Regions from separate parts of the Homo sapiens genome. Here region 1 is linked to region 2. A link is a contact called in ENCODE Hi-C data. All regions are on one chromosome and are shown on one strand. The core of a region is the stretch at or near the end of the contact, and the rest is flanking DNA. Distances in the headings are between cores, read along the strand shown. Region 1 holds the start of ZFAND5 (zinc finger AN1-type containing 5). Region 2 overlaps KLF9-DT (KLF9 divergent transcript).

Evidence for each region. A loop is a pair of places that touch in the nucleus more often than their neighbours do. Pooled maps may share reads with other maps.
Region 1: a map of sigmoid colon shows a loop between it and region 2 (4-fold over the local background). The contact joins the promoter of ZFAND5 here to the enhancer-like site in region 2. A Hi-C loop is called at or near these places in 1 of 168 maps with a recorded cell type or tissue (sigmoid colon) and 8 of 50 pooled maps.

The regions. Positions count from the first base shown.
Region 1 is chr9:72,363,750-72,366,873 of GRCh38, reverse strand. It overlaps ZFAND5 (zinc finger AN1-type containing 5), which reads left to right and starts at 1,666. Exons shown (of 7, transcript NM_001102420.3): 1 at 1,666-2,178. RefSeq lists silencers at 1,428-1,807, 1,818-2,647 and enhancers at 1,255-1,959, 1,960-2,663.
Region 2 is chr9:70,478,711-70,481,410 of GRCh38, reverse strand. All of the region lies in intron 3 of KLF9-DT (KLF9 divergent transcript), which reads right to left. Among named protein-coding and RNA genes, the nearest start is that of KLF9, 65 kb to the right of the region's middle. Within about 2 kb of position 1,355, at least 28 of the 41 ENCODE cell types and tissues checked have a DNase peak (open chromatin) inside an H3K27ac peak, as active enhancers do; they include sigmoid colon, where a contact is called at or near this core.

The DNA of each region.
Region 1 (3,124 bases), core at 417-2,916, 1.9 Mb before region 2:
CTCAATAATAATCACCTCCATTGCCTCCCTGCCCTTCAGTGCCCTGGGCAAGCCTTTTTAGTCATTGTTTCTTTATCTGTAGAAAGGGACATGATAATAGTACCTATCTCAGTGAATTGCTGTGAGGATAAAATGAGACCCTAAATGGAAAATAGTTGGCACTGAAAATGGCCTGTAAATGGTAGCTGCTATTTTTTTTTTTTTTTTACTAATTCATCTGCTAATTTAAGGAAATAAATTGCAGTGGTCGTGGGACCAGTGACCCAAACTACTTAAATCTCTAATACATTAATTGATCACAGTAATAAACCCGAATTTGTTAAAAAACAAAACAAAAGGTTGTTATGCTCCAGGTACTTTGCTAACTGTGGCGGAGAACTGTTTGATTTGGCAGTGGTGGCTCAAGCTATCAGTATAGCATTCCCCCAAATACAGATTATAAATAAGGACCACCTGAAGCGCAATATGGGCCCCCCCCCACCCCCGCTCCCACCCCGGAACAACCAAAACCATATCCAGGGGAGATGCGTAGGAATCTTTAATCACCCCAGGTGATTTTTTTTCTGATTACCAACTTTGAGAAACACTGAAGGGACCTCTTCTCCATTCTATATGTGGCTAATATAAACCCTAAACATCATTTCTATGTATTCGTTAGACCGTTGTTTACTAGAAAATTTCAGAAGTCCTTTCCGACTTAGTAATTTTGTTATTTTGAGTTGAACTGAAATTCACTTGGAGCGGTCAGTTGAAAATGTTTTTTGTTTGTGCTCTGAAAAGGTTCCCAGTGTTCCGGGTAAAGTCATCCTTTCACCCATGGGGGACCTGTGCCTCGTGCCTGAACTGCCCGCCTAGTACCTCCCCCCTTGAACTTCCTCTCGCAAGCCTCCTCCTCCCGCTTCATCTGGGCCTCGGGTCTAGCTTGTTTTGTCCCTTCGCGGCTTTTGAGTAGAACATTTGGTGCTTTCCCAGTTCACGACGCTTTGCTGGAATCGTCAATTTCCAGGGATTTCACAGGCTGGCCAAAACAGTTTGTTCAGAACAGCGCCGCCGGGGCATTGGCAGCCCTGGGCGGCCGCGCGTTTCCTCACTCCGCACAACCACCCGTGACCTTGGGCGAGCGAACGCACGCCGCCAGCTGCGTCAGGGCCACGCTCGGGCTGGACTTCGGAGCTCAAAATGGGTGTGGGGAGTGAGGAGGTTTCATAAACAGAAAAGACCTCGAAGCCATAAGGCAATTCTTTTCCTTTTCTGGGGGTGAATCCTTACGATTCTTGGGGGAGGGAATGTCTGCCCAGGGCTGGAGACAAAGCGTGAGAACTAGGATGGCGAAAAACGGGTTTGAATGAGAAAATCCGAAGGAGGGAGGCTGAGGGCGGACAATTGGGTTAAAAATAGAAACGCATCCTCCACAGGACTCGCTCTTCCCAGCTCCACCCTAGGGGCCGACTGCCAGGCCAGTGGCTGGGCTCCGCGAGAAGGCACAGCAACCCGTCTCGGCCCCGCCTCCTGGACCTACTGACAGGGCACCGGGGGCGTGGCCTTGGGCCCGCGACGTCACCGCGCTCCCCGCCGCCGCCGCCGCCGCCGGGGTTTTCGCTGACGCACGGGTCCCGCCCCCTCCCCCTCTTTTCCCTCACAGCCCGGGCGCCGGGCGGCGAGTGCGTTAGTCGGCCGGGACGCGGAGCTGTGTGCATCTCCTACGCGGGCTCGCTCGCTCCCGGGAGCCGCGCAGCTTCCCCGGCGGTGGCAGGAGCGGCGAAGAGCGCCATCAGCGGGCCCTTACGGCCCCAGGCCTCGCGGCGCGCGGTCCGCTCGCCCTCCTCGTCCGCCCAACCTGCGGCCTGTGGAGGCGTGAGGCGACGACAGGCGAGCGCCTCGAGCAGCGTTAGCCGCTGCGGCCGCCGGTCCTCCCTCCACCTCCTCCTCGGCCCCCCCTCGCTTCCCTCCTCCCACTTCCCGAGCTCCGGCGTGTCCCGGCCACGCTCGACGCTGCTGCAGGAACAAAGGAAGACCCCGCGGCGGCGGCGGCGCCACCTCCGCCTGCTGCTCCGACCCGCTCCCGGCCCGCGGCGGCGGCACCAGGGCGCCCGGCTCAGCCTTCCCGGAGGCCTCGGCCCGGCCTCATCGTGCCGGCTTCGCGCGCGAACCCGGCTTTCGCATTTGGGACCCTGCAGGGTGAGTGATACGGGGCTGCGGGTGGGAGCCGGGCTCCTTGTTGCCGGGCCGGGGGCGGGAGTGAAGGGACCGGGGCGCCGCGGGCCAATGGCGAAGCCGGAGCAGGCCGCGGATGGCGGCGTCCGGGGGAGGGGAGCCCGCCCGCCAGCCCAGGAAGCACAAAGACGGAGGCGTCATCCTGTCGTCGTGGCCCGAGACCTGGCTCCCGGCGTCCCTGGCTCGCTCCACAGCACGGTCGGGAAACAATGCACGGCGTGCCGCCTCTGCGGGGCCGGCCTCTAGGCCGCTCGCCTCCGCGGCGGCGCCCGGCGTGGGCACCACGACCCAGAGAAACAAAGAGGCCGAGGCGGCGGCCGCGCCCCCTGCCCGTTGCAGCCCCCCCTAGCTCTCCCCTAAGAGGAGCCGTTCGGGGTCGGGGGTCGGGGGTCGGGGATCCGCGTGGGGCCTGCAGGCGAAGGGCTGGCCGGGCCTGCTGAGCTGCTGTTCTGCATGACTCAGTGGTTTTCGGAGAGGGCCCTGTTGGGCTTTATTGAGTGAGGCCTTTGCTTAGAGGGGGATGGGGTATCAGTGGGACCCGAACTTGTTCCAAAATCCATTGGAACATGGGGCCGGGGGTTCTCGGCGTCGTCTTTTGGGCTTCTCGACGTCGCTGCGTTTTTATCCTGAGATCCGTTTTCATGGAGGAAATGGAACACCTCCTTTGTTTGGTGCATTTAGGCTGATGAATGTGAAATTTTTTGCTCGCTTTCCACGCACTCCGTGGAGGTGTGTTTTCGGGGAAGGGTCGGATTATCTTTATTGATTGAGTGTCTCCTAAGGGATAGCATCTAAGGAGATACCAAGATAAAGGAACATATAGGTCACACATCCCCGTTCTTAAACCTGGGATTTAGATACAGACTTCTAAAAACATAAACGAATGTATTTTATTCCTTATTTTTAGGAT
Region 2 (2,700 bases), core at 106-2,605:
TTCTCATTGGTCATTTATATGGAGGCCAGTGACCCAAAATCCTTACAATCAATTATTTCCAGTTATAACAGCAAACTGGGAACACTATTTGGAATATTGTAATAGCTTGAACAACTGAGAGAGAAGTCACCAGCACAAGGGGCCTTACCTTTCCTTTAAAGGAAAATAACTTTTATTACCGTTACTCCCTGAACACCTAAGAAGAAAAAAAGAAATTGAAGAGAGACAGTGACAGACTCGTTAATTTCCAAAGTTGATGCCAAGTCCTGTCTTAGAAAACGGACATCACAGGCGCTTTGCTCTTTCAGGAAGTGTAATGCTTGGGATGGTCAATTTTGAGTAGCGAAAAAGCAAATGGTCTAGGCCAAAATCCGAGAGATCACCACGATTTCAACGATTTGGGGGTTATCTTCCCTGTCTTTTCCCTCTTTGTCTGTGTGGTTCCTCAAACAAAGTGGGTTGGAAAAGTTCAAACTCAGTTCACAGAAGAGAACATTCTGTACTGGCACAACAGGCTGGGCTGCTCTGTGTAAAACAAGATCAACAGCATGATCTCAGCTGCCGCGGCGGCAGCAGCAGGCACCACGCCGCCGACCCACAGCCCGGCGTTTGAATGCAGGGCTGTCAAAGACGATCTCTGGACAGTACACTGCGAAGGTGGGGACCCACACATACACACACACACACGCACACGGTACGTCAGAAATGACTTTCTGCCCCTTGTAGTTCAATTGTTACTTCCTCTCCCCAGAGGGTCAAGAAAGTTGTTTAGATTTTTCTCTTTGGAGAGTAATTACAGCTGCAACATTTCCAAGGGAACAACCCCCTGCGTGTGCACTTCAGCTCTGGCATTGATTGGGGCTTTTCAATCTGTTTGGATGTTACTGTAATCAGATGACAGCAGTAATACTAAGTACATTGCTGCCCGGGCTTAGGGAGGGAGGCAGTGAGGGAGGAAAGAGGGGATAGAGGATCAAGTTCATTGTTACCCTAACCCCCACTCCCAGCTTTTCTATTTTCTTCTGGATCCAAAGCTTTTTCCTCCTTTGTCTAGAATTTAAAGTGCAATTCAACACATACTTATCGAGTGTTTATTTTGTGCCAGGGCCTGTCCCTAGAATAATACTAGTAGCAAGGTTGTTCTAGTGAAGTGAAATCTGGCCCTCACACCCATCAGAAGAGGAAGGACAGGAAAAGGGAAAGCTGTGTATGGAGACAGGTGGCAAGGCGGGAGGGGAGGGCTGCCAGAATGAAGGATGGACAGGCCTGAATATGGGTGGGTGTTTTAAAGTATGACAAAGCAGACATCTGGAACGGGGCTGCTTTTGCATTGCCCTTTCTACGTTGACTTCAAGCCTATTTGCAAGAGGAAAAAAATGGCAAGAATGCACAACTGCCCGCCCCAGGAGGGATGGAACTGCACCTCAGCCTTCTTTAAAGGTTCCTGTTTCCCCGCTGCTGTGGCAGGAGCAGAGACCAGCAGGAGGTGAGCAGGGCACAGAGGGGCCTCACAGAGAAACAGAAAGAGGATAATCAGGGCCTCCTAGGCAGTGGCTTTGAATCCTAATTTGTTGGGTGAACCTCAGGCAAGTTTCTCAGATTTGTGCCCATGAGTCTCTGCGCTGTCAGCTATTAACTGGGGAGAGTCTACCTATTAGTAGAACTATTGTGGGATTTAAGGAAATAATATCTCCCTTTGCTTGGCAGACACTAGGTATTTAATAAATAGTAACCATTGTTATTATTAATGTAAGTACTATTCAGAGAAAGCTGTTAACCTGGTGTCAATTAAGAATTTGCACCAATGTGACCTCTGAAATGTTTTCTTGCCCACGTATTTTCACAATTTATTTACTTAGTGAATGTCTATGGAGCACCTGTTTGTAGCCCTGTGCTCTATTCCAGGCACGGCAGGAGGCACTGGGGCAACAACAGTCTTGTCCTGGAGAGCTTCCTCACCTTTCCAGGGAGGGCAGTTTACACAGGGCAGCAAACCCTGGGTGGCAGACCAGCGCTTCCTCACTGCCTACCTTCTGTCATGTTCAAGCTTGTTTCCTCTAGGTCCAAGATCATCTCTATGATTGTGACCAGCCATCCCATAGGAAAAGAAGCTTCCAGAGATACTGGGGAACAAGGATTGTTCAGGGACAGCCCTGATGTGAGACACTTCTCAGAACTGTTCTTCCAGAATGTAAACACCCTTTCCCTTTCTCACTTCAGGACCAGAGCTCCTGCCAAGACTTTGAAAAACAAGTTACACAAGCACCTTTGGGGAGGTTGGCCATGCCACACCACAGCTGTAGCTACATGGGAGAGGAGGAGGGAGCTGGCCTCAAGGACTTAGTCAGGGACAATACTTCCACCCCTAAACACAAGTTCACAGGTCCAAGAGTCCAGTAGAACACAAGCCCTTGGACCACCACACCATGCCCCAGCCTGTGGCCCAAGGAGTCAGTCACTGAGGATAATTTCGCAGACTCCCCTGCCACCATCACTGACAGATCCCAGAGTTCAAAGAGTAATCAATCGCCTGTCATTAGAGCCAGTGCTCAGGCCCAGGTGGGGCTTTCTTGGAACTGGTCACTGGGATATCTTAAATTCTTTTTTTTTTTTTTTTTCCAGACAGGGTCTCACTCTGTCACCCAGGCTGGAGGGCAGTGGAGTGATCATGACTTGCTGCAGCCTCAACCTCCTGGGCTC